2 separate regions of the Homo sapiens genome follow, and region 2 is linked to region 1. The links are chromatin loops, found by intact Hi-C in ENCODE. Cell type or tissue: dorsolateral prefrontal cortex. All regions are shown on one strand. Region 1 overlaps HIPK2 (homeodomain interacting protein kinase 2). Region 2 overlaps TBXAS1 (thromboxane A synthase 1).

Region 1 (5,000 bases):
TCCTCTTTATCACCTGGGGAAGAGGACCATGCTTAGGCCACATGTACCTGCCATCCACAGCCTCCAACCCAGCAAGAAGTTACGTTTTGTCCAGGAGAAGTCTCACTAAGGAGCAGGAGAGTGTAAGCCCCTCAGGTACACCCTGCTATCAGGAGGCAAGGCTGGGCCTGCAGCTGGGGAGGGTGGAGCTGGCATAGGTCCCTCTGCACCAGGCACAAGGTGGCCTTTCCCATGGCAGAACCCCTCACCCTTCACCTTTGGTGATCTTAGGAGATGACTGCTGTCCAGCTGGCATGGCTGTCACCTGCATCCCTCCCATTGACATTCTCAGGGTCAATTCCAGGCTGCCCCAGGTCTGAATCCCTCACAGCACTGGGTCACAATCTGCGCACGCCAGGGGTGTGCGGAGTGAATGCACAGATGTGCCCTCCCGGGAGGCACACCCTGGAAAACATGCATGCTTCCTGTGGCTGCACACTATGCCACCTTTGTCTGGGGCACTGAATCATTAATTCTGGAGCAGGGGCAGTGCTGCTCTGTGCAGTGGTGTCAGCATCATCATTGCCTCGGACAGAATGGAGCAGTGATGCAGATATACGACGTCTGTGCTAACCAAGCATGAGGTTCCCAATGGGACAGGAAAACAAATCCTCAGTGGCGCTCTCTAGAGGGCAGGACACTTGCCTGTGCGAGGTGGGGGGAGGGGAGGGCTGACGTGAGACTGCTGAAATCAGACGTGTTTTCAAGGGTGCCTGAGGCCAGGCCTTTCTAGAGGAGCTGGGGGTTTCCTGCTGTGCACACCACAGCCTGGGGACCCTCAACACGCCTGCTTTCTGCAAGGAATCATCTGGACAGAGTGGGACACAGAGGCTGTACCGTTGTAGTGGTCACCAACATGTGGGTGACCTGAGGCCACGCACTGACCACACAGTGCCCTACGTGATGGGGACAATAAGGCTGCAAGAGCTACCTCAGAGCTATGATGACGGTCACAAAAAGCCCTTTCCTGCAAATACTCAGAAAACGTGAGTCACCATCATCAGCAACGACCTGCTTCAATACAAACTCTTATGTTTAGTTCAAATAGAGAGCCATGCACCCAACTTCTTAAATGGGTATTTCCTTTGTGTACATCCACGCTGTATTTTCTGAAATCTGCACGTTTACAGTTAACCCTCCCACTCTGGTCAATCTATAAATGATATTTCCTCTCCTCAGTTCATTTCTCTCGTGAGGCTTTCTCAGCAGAATTCCCCTCTTGGTCCATGTGGGACTGAGTCTCGCAGGCAGCACTGCGGCTCATTTTTCTGAGGCCTTCCTGTTCCTATGCTCTCACTCAAACGGGGTGTGCCCAGAAGAGATGGTCTCTCTCCAAAGAAGCCCCAGCACATTCCTCAAACCCAGAGCGGCCTCCTCCTTCTGCAGAGCCATGCACATAGTAGGTATTCAAAATCACTTGCAGAATAAACTTTACGAAGCCAAGCACTGAGAAGAAAGAAAAGACAGACCTTTCTATACAAACCTTGACATGCAATAGAAAGAGAAACAGTTCGGAAAAATTTAAAAATAGCACATTTCTCAGAGAAAATCTATCTTCAATCTTTCTGTTTCTGTCAGCGCCAGCACCAAACTAACTGGGACCTGCATGGCGTCCTGTGGGGAGCCACGTGAATGCGTTTCTTGCAAGGGCAGCCCCGATGGAGGAAGGTAAAGCAGTGAACCGGCATCACTCCAGAGGCTGGAATTTCTCCTCTTTGTGCCCAGTGTCTAAGTCGGGTGGTGTCTGGAGATTCCCTATCTACTTCCAACGTGTCCACCTGGATTAGTCTGAGAACCTTAGAAACACAAACAGATAGCGGGAGGAGAAGAACAGGGAAAAGCCAGGGACAGAGAGGCCACGGTGAGAAATAGTAATGTATTTATAGTCTCGGCTAACTGCAGGACGTGAAGAGGCTGTGAGGCTAGACATGAGGCTTAAAACTTACCAAGACCTTTCCTGTTCCCAAAGCCCTCACCTAGAACGTCGGCTCTCATCCAGTGAGCTGTGGCAAAGTCATGTCGGAGAGGTGGTGAGACTTAGCCCAACTCACATAGCTGGCGGGACGCTGAGACCTACGTCTCTCTGTCTCATTACCCTAGTCTAAGCCAAGGGTGGCAGGCCATTCGTGTTCACCGTACAACCAGTGGATACAATCAGCCTTGGTTCTCTCCCCGGGTTTAAGAGCCAGACCCAGGGCCTAAGAAATATATCATTTCTTTGGGGATCAAATGGATAAATGAATAAGAAGATGGATTATACTAAACGCAAATTATTTAGAGGAGGGATAAATCTCTTTTGGTTATGGCAAAGGTAGCACTTGAGTTTCACAAGGGGAATGGGGCAGAACTGGGTTTGGAGGCCTGGAGGCGGGGGAAGGCAGGGAAGGCACCTTATGCCAAAGGCACCGTGCAGACTGGAACGGACGGTGAGCAGGTCAGGCTGCTGCAGAGGCCACATCGGGAGAGAGTGGCAGAGGGGCAGGCTGGGGCTACCCAGTAGGACTTCGAATCCCAGAGCTTCTAATCCCAGGTTAGGGATCTGGACGTGGGAGCCAAGCAGGGAGCACACGAGGAGCAGAGAAAGAAGAACACGCTTTAGGAGGTGTCTTTTGAGAGCAAGGAAGGGCAGTCCCTCCCAGTGCTGCTCCAGACTCCAGCAGCGCAGGCCGGGGCACGAGACAGCGGCGGGAGAGGCTGGGCAGCCTGATCGTAAGCTCAGTTCTGCAAATATTGGGGCCTCTTGCTGCCAGGAGTGGCCCTGAAAACCCACATCTTACACTGGCTGCTCTGAGCTGCAGAGGACACTGTGGAAGGACATTTACAGGCTGTCGACCCTCTTATTTCCTCCAAAAAAATAAGCAAATGCCCCTGTGGAGACAGGGAAGCATCCTGGCTCTGAGCCCAGCATGTGGCCTTGGGCCACAGCCCAGTCACGGGGGTGCATATCCCGGGTCGAGCTGCTGGGACCACTCCAGGCACAGGGACCCTCGCCGAGGCCCAGCACTTAGAATGAGGATACGTACCCCATTACATCCAGGACAAAGGAAGTTCTCTCCCTGGGGGCTGGGGGGAGACCTTTCCTGCAAAGCCAGCTGCTTCTCTGTAGTAAGCTTGAAAATGCCCTCAGGAGGGAGGGTTGCCACAGGGGAAAGCTGGTTTTGAGATAACGATTACAGGGAAAACCATGATGTCTCATGCATGGGCATGCAGGCCATGGGCGTAAATAATCATGTCAGAAGCAAGGGGAGGACTCCTGGGCACACAGAGGACCCCTGGGCACACGGAGGCTGGATCAACAACCCCACTCAGCCTTCATCTTCTCTCTGGACTTGCAAAGTCCTGCTATTTCAGCCATAATAGTTTGTCACTTCTCTGTTTCTAGTGGTCAGTCCTTAACTTTTGGAGGACAAGTTGATGAGCCACATACACAAAACAGCACATAAACTAAAGAAACTGCATGCTATCAATGCTTCCTCCATCAGCAGCTGTTTACGCCCCAGAGTTGTTTTCGTAGGTTCCCCTGTCCGGCCGTTTCCAGAAATGACTGGTTACCCTCCTGGCCATCCTGTGACAGGATGAACAAACATATCTTTTTTACCCAAACACAGCACAACAAAACAAAAACAGGAAGAAAAATTAGGCATGGTACGGCTTATGGGTTTAATATTATCAACAATTTCCCTAGAGGTCATTAGGGGTAAATAGATTTAAAATCATTTTGAAAATATTTTAAAAACGGAAAGTTCTATGAATTTTAGCCCATGTATAGATTTGTGTGACCACCACCACACTGAGAATACAGAACAGCCACATCATCCTAAAACCTCCCGCTGCTGCTCAGGGTGAATGTTTGACTTTCACAAGTGCGGACATCATCTGGCTCTCTTGGTGCCAGATCTATTTATATTCTGGGGGTTCGTACTTAGTGCATTTTATTTGCCAATGTAAGTTCTAATTTACAAAAAGAGGAGGACGAGAAATCCTTCATGGAGGTCAGAGGATGACAAAGAAGTGGCACCAACAGTTTGTCCCTCATGTTCTGGCCAAATAAATTTTATGGCAAACGTCCACATATATAAGGCTGTGACTGGGGATGACACTTCCCCAGTCATGAGAATTAGGACGAGGAAGGAGCTCTAAATACAGAGAACACCATGCACCAGTCTACCTGCTGCCACTGGATACACACACAGCAGCACATGTAACCAACACATACCACACCCAACACATACACCCCTCCACACCCACACTATATCCAACATACACACCCGACACACACCACACACACACACACCCACACACTACACCCAACACACACCACACACACACCCCACACCCCACACACTACACCCAACACATACACCTCCCCCACACCCACACTATACCCAACCTACACACCCAACACCACCACACACACACACACGCAACACATACTACACCCAACACATACAACCCCTCCACACCCACACTATATCCAACATACACACCCCCAACACACACCACACACACAACCACACCCAACACACACCACACCCAACATATACCCCCTCCACACCCACACTATATCCAACATACACACCCAACACACACACACCCAACACATGCACCCCCTCCACACCCGCTATACCCAACATACACACCCAACACACACCACACACACACCACACACACACACCATACCCAACACATACACCCCCTCCACACCCACACTATATCCAACATACACACCCAACACACACACCACACCCAACACACACTACACCCAACACATGCACCCCTCCACACCCACACTATACCCAACATACACACCCAACACACACCACACCCAACACATACACCCCCTCCACACCCACACTATACCCAACATACATACCCCACCACACACACTATACCCAACATACACACCCAACACACCACACACACCACACCCAACACATGCACCCCCTCCACACCCACACTAT
Region 2 (5,000 bases), 290 kb after region 1:
GAGAAGTCGCTGAAGGCATCTCCCTCTCAGAGTTAAAAGGAAACAGAAAGACTGGATCTTGTGTCTCTTCCTCTTTTTAAAAAGGGAATTAGGCCTGGTGCAGTGGCTCACGCCTATAATACCAGCACTTTGGGAGGCCGAGGTGGGTGGATTACCTGAGATCAGGAGTTTGAGACCAGCCTGGTTAACACGGAAAAACCCCGTCTCTACTAAAAATAAAAAAATTAAAAACAAACAACAACAAAAACCATTAGCTGGGCATGGTAGCGCACACCTGTAGTCCCAGCTACTTGGGAGGCTGAGGCAAGAGAATTGCTTGAACCCGGGAGGCAGAGGTTGCAGTGAGCCGATCCAGCCTGGGAGAGAGTGAGACTCGGTCTCAATAAATACATAAATGGGAAGTCATATCATCACGAGGTCCCCACTTACCCTCATGACCTCATCTAACCCTAATAACCTTCCAGAGGCCCCGTCTCCAAGTATATGATCATGTTGGGGAATAGGGTTTCAACACATAAACCTGGGGAGGCCGGACTCACACATTCAGTCCATTGCACAATGTATCAAAAATTCTAATTGTATTGGGCAAGCCTACACTGCCCAATTGTAAGCGAAGTCCCTGAGGCCGGAGAAATCAAGGTATCCATCAGTGAATACAGGGTATTAAGAAATGCCAAAGCTTACTGCTCAAGTTCATCTCCTGCTGACCCTGCGGCCCTGCTGCCTGGGCCTAGAATGGACGCACTTCTCCACAAGGCCTTGTCTTTCTTGAGATTCTCACAGTGTGACCCGAGAAGCATGCTCCACAATTTCTTATCAATTGAACACTAAAAATCCCATCTAGCTATGGGATGCCTAGTTTCTCCTCCTGGATTTTGTGGTTAAACCCTTCTGTCTCCAATGCAATGTAGCAGTGAGCACAGCTCTGGACCCGCATCCCAAGGCCTGAGGTCTAACGCTGCCTCTGCCCCCTCCTTTGCTGTGCAGCTTAGGCAAGTCACTTCACCTCTCTGGGCTGTGGTTCCTCATCCATCCAATGGGAGGGTTGAACTGCTCTTTGTTTGCTTTGCTTTGCTTTTTCTTTTTCTTTCTTTCTTTTTTTTTTTTTTTTTTTTGAGACACAGTCTCACTCTGCCACCCAGGCTGGAGGGCAGTGGCTTACTGCAGCCTTTGCCTCCCAGGTTCAAGTGATTCTCCTGCCCCAGCCTCCCAAGTAGCTGGGATTACAGGTGTGCACAACCATGCCCAGCTGATTTTTTTTGAGATGAAGTTTTGCTCTTGTTGCCCAGGCTGGAGTGCAATGGCGTGATCTGGGCTCACTGCAACCTCTGCCTCCCAGGTTCAGGTGGTTCTCCTGCCTCAGCCTCCCGCGTAGCTGGGATTACAGGCACCTGCCACCACACTTGGCTAATTTTTTGTATTTTTAGTAGAGATGGGGTTTCGCCATGTTGGCCAGGCTGGTCTCAAACTCCTGACCTCAAGTGATCTGCCTGCCTTGGCCTCCCAAAGTGCTGGGATTACAGGCGTGAGCCATTGTGCCCAGCTGCTCTTCCCTTTTTACTGTCCTATGACTGGTCTCCCAATGCCAGCTGAGAGTGTTGGTCTGATCTCTTTTCTTCTAAGCTGGCCACACAAATGGACCTCAGTTACTCAGTAGCCCTTAAAATCTGGTACCAGTCACCATTTAGGCCTCTGGACATCATCCTTGGGCAAAGGAGGCTTTTTTTTTAAGCTTGGGCCTAGCCCTCCCCACTTATATCCTGGACTGTGAAAATGGACCGAGTGGGCAATAGGGAATTCAGGATGAGCTGGAAAAAAAGAAAAAAAAAACTCCTGCTGCAATAAATTACATCACAGTGGAGATCTCTTTCTACCCAGAAAATTCTGAGCCCAGACAATGGCTCATTTATTTCAGACAATATTCAATACAACAGAATTCCAGGTCAATAGAAGGATTTCTGCAGGTTCTTAGAGTTGGTAGCAAAGGGATTTAACCCACGGAGAAAAGAGAGCTGTTCAATAATAGATTCCCAGGCGTGAGGGAGGCCTTATTAATAAATCCATCGGTGGTCTGCTGAAAATGCTGCCCCCTCCCTTGCGGGCATCCCACCTGACGACAGTGGGGGACTGATGCACCCAGGGCCCTGACCAGGGAGGACGTTTGGGTAAATATTTGGGCAGAGATGGCTGCTGCTAGAATGGTGAGCAGAGCTGGGGAGCGCAGGAAACGGCCCCTTTCTCCCAGGCCCTCAGATGAGACATTTTTATAAACATCCAGGCAGGCAGCCTCTGAAGACTCCTGGGCTTTACAAACACATCTCGTATTCTATAGTCAGCTGAGACCATGCTTTGAGCATGGGCGGTAAGAGGAGCAGGAAGCAGGAGGGGCGGGGAGGGGTCTGGCACCAGCTTTCTAAATTTAACATGCAGTTGCTTTTAGGCCAGTGGATAAAAAATAAATTCCAGTGCTTAAAGCTCTTATCTTTGTTTACCATTTCCCCAAACAGCTAGTGACCTGCTCTCTGACTCCTACAGCAAATCATCAACAAGATGCACACGAAGATGAGGGATGGGAAATGCAGGAGGGGTGTGCGGAGGGCAAGTTGATGGCTCTCCGCCTTCCCGTCACGTTTATTTGGCCTGGCAGAGTGACCAGGATCTGCTAAGGTCATGAGGCTGTCCCTGGGTGGGTGGGGGCGTGGCCATGCTGCATCAGACCGGTCCAGAGGTGGAGGGCACCTTGGGGTCTCTCGTGTGGCTCTCCTGTTGATGAGGGACCTATGAATATCCCACAGCGACCTTTTCAGATGCTCCATAACCTCGTGTGAAAAGCCCCGGTGGACCTGGGCTTGCCTATTGCATTGTGAAGTTGTAGTCCTTTGAAAATCCTGCCCCACGTGGAGTCAGAATCTTTCTTTCTGGGACTGATGCCATGGGGCCTGGCTCCACCCCCACAACTGCATGGCACAGCACTGCCTTTTCCTTGGCCATGGGCTCACCCTGCAGATGGGTGATGATGCGCTCCTGCCTCCCTTCAGTTTGTTCTGTTCTCCCAAATTCTTTCAGTGTGCCTGGTAGAAGCAGTCTGCCAGTCTCCCCTCGCTCCCTCTCATTCATCCCCTCTCTAACTACTCATCCTGCGACCCCACTGACTTGGTTTTGGCCTTGTCCCTGCCACAGTTGACAAATATAATGGCGCGTCTTCTTCTTCATTATTATCATTATTATTACTGGCAATCATAGTCCACTCTGCCTCAAACTCCTAGGTTCAAGTGATCCTTCCACCTCGGCCTCCCGAGTAGCTGGGATTACAGGTGCACACCACCATGTCTGGCATTTTTTTTTTTTTTTTAGAGATGGGGTTTCACTATGTTGTCCAGGCTGGTCTCGATCTCCTGGCCTCAAGCAATCCTGCCACCTCAGCCTCCCAAAGTGCTGGGATTACAGGCGTGAGCCACCGTGCCAGCCATCAATGGTCTCTCTTAGTCTTGAATCTCCCAGGCACTGTCCAGGAGATCTGAGATGTTTTCCAGGGTCCCTTACTTTCCAGTTGCCCTGCCACCTTCCCCTGGGAAGCATTAAGGTTCAATGCTTGGCTCTGTGCTTGTTTTTCTTACCCCTATCCCAGAGGACTCATCCCCGTCTGTGCGATACCATCTCCCCACTTCTACGCCAAGCTGCTCACGGTCTCACCCAGGTGGGGTGGTGGAGGGGGCCTCCAGCAAAATCCTGCAAAAGCTGATCTCCTTCCCCTGGAAGATGCTGCCCCACCCATGTGGTCCTCTTTCTGTGTTTCTCTCAGCCACTTAGGAATGAAACCAGGGAATCCCTTTCATCTCTCTTCATTCCCTGACCCGTTAAATCCCAACACCCTCACCTCCCCTGGTAGAGCTTCCTTTATGACAGTGATTCTGAAATCCAGGCTGCATGTGATAATCCCTTGGGGGACTTCTAAAACAATACCAATTCCTGCACCCCAATCCAGACCGATTAAGTGGAAATGTTTTGGGATGGGCCCCAGCATCAATAGGGAACAGCCAAGATAGACAGCCACTGCTGATAAGGCTTCTCTCTTTCAGCCCCTTTTCCCATTCTGACTACTGGCCTTGTGATTGGAGCACCTCACTTTTGCCTGGACTATTGCAAGAACCTCCTGTCTTATTGACCTATTTCCCAACTCTTTCTACCTCAGCCATCCTACATGTCGTTGTCAGATCACACAAAGCCATTTTCAGTATGTTATCTTGACTCATCAAAAACCTTCAGTGGCTCCCTATTACCATAAAAATAAATCTGTGAATGAACAAATAAATGGTTTCCCAAATACAGAGTAAGTTCTATATGGCACAGAACCGTATCTTATCCCCTCTCTTTCCCTGCCCCTCACCCCACACACTCTGCTAATCGGAGTAAATAGAGGGAACCAGGATCTGTGGGGTGAGTGAACAAAAGCATTTTCTCTGCAAATTAAATGTGGTCCACTCACTTCCCAGTGCAGAGAAAGTGGGCTAGGTGATTTAACTATCACTTACTTAGGGGCTTATTTCTTTCAACATCATATACAGTCAGCTGTGAATGTTCCATACTAATGGAAAAAACAGAATCCTAAATATTACCAAACAGCAGATAATTCAAAGACTCGAATCTAGTTGATGTTGGAATGCGTTTTTGCTTATGAGTGCTGAGTGCTTGTGTCTGATAATTGGGGCAATTTTTAAAAATTAGGTAATTAGATGTGTTTTATTTGTTCCTATTTCCCCCTCCCCCCACTATACACACACACTATATGAATAAATAACTCAGCTCCCAAAACAATGCCCTATTTCTTTCTCTCAGTCCTTTCCTGGAATAGAGATAGTGGTTACATTTCAGAATATTAGCAAGGAAGGGAGAAGAAACTGGGGAGGAGCCTGCAGTTAGAGTAAATAGAAGAAACTAGGATGTCAACAGGCTGCTTTTCAACTGATTCACTGTTAAAATTTTAGGCAGTGTGAACAACC

What was found. Hi-C counts contacts between places; a loop is a spot of excess contacts. Peaks named below come from ENCODE experiments on the same cell type or tissue, not always from the same donor. Only the 100,000 strongest peaks of a DNase experiment are listed, where the experiment ranks them.
Region 2: it touches region 1 in a loop (3.0-fold over the local background); 3 of 110 quality-filtered maps call a loop at or near these places.

Annotation. Positions count from the first base shown.
Region 1 is chr7:139,699,431-139,704,430 of GRCh38, forward strand. The region is part of intron 2 of HIPK2 (homeodomain interacting protein kinase 2); the gene reads right to left. Among named protein-coding and RNA genes, the nearest start is that of HIPK2, 76 kb to the right of the region's middle. In dorsolateral prefrontal cortex, no CTCF peak of the experiment used is centred here; a DNase peak (open chromatin) is centred at 3,006; H3K27ac peaks cover 4,387 bases.
Region 2 is chr7:139,992,798-139,997,797 of GRCh38, forward strand. All of the region lies in intron 9 of TBXAS1 (thromboxane A synthase 1), which reads left to right. Among named protein-coding and RNA genes, the nearest start is that of PARP12, 68 kb to the right of the region's middle. In dorsolateral prefrontal cortex, a CTCF peak has its summit at 2,941; a DNase peak (open chromatin) is centred at 2,944; H3K27ac peaks cover 4,845 bases.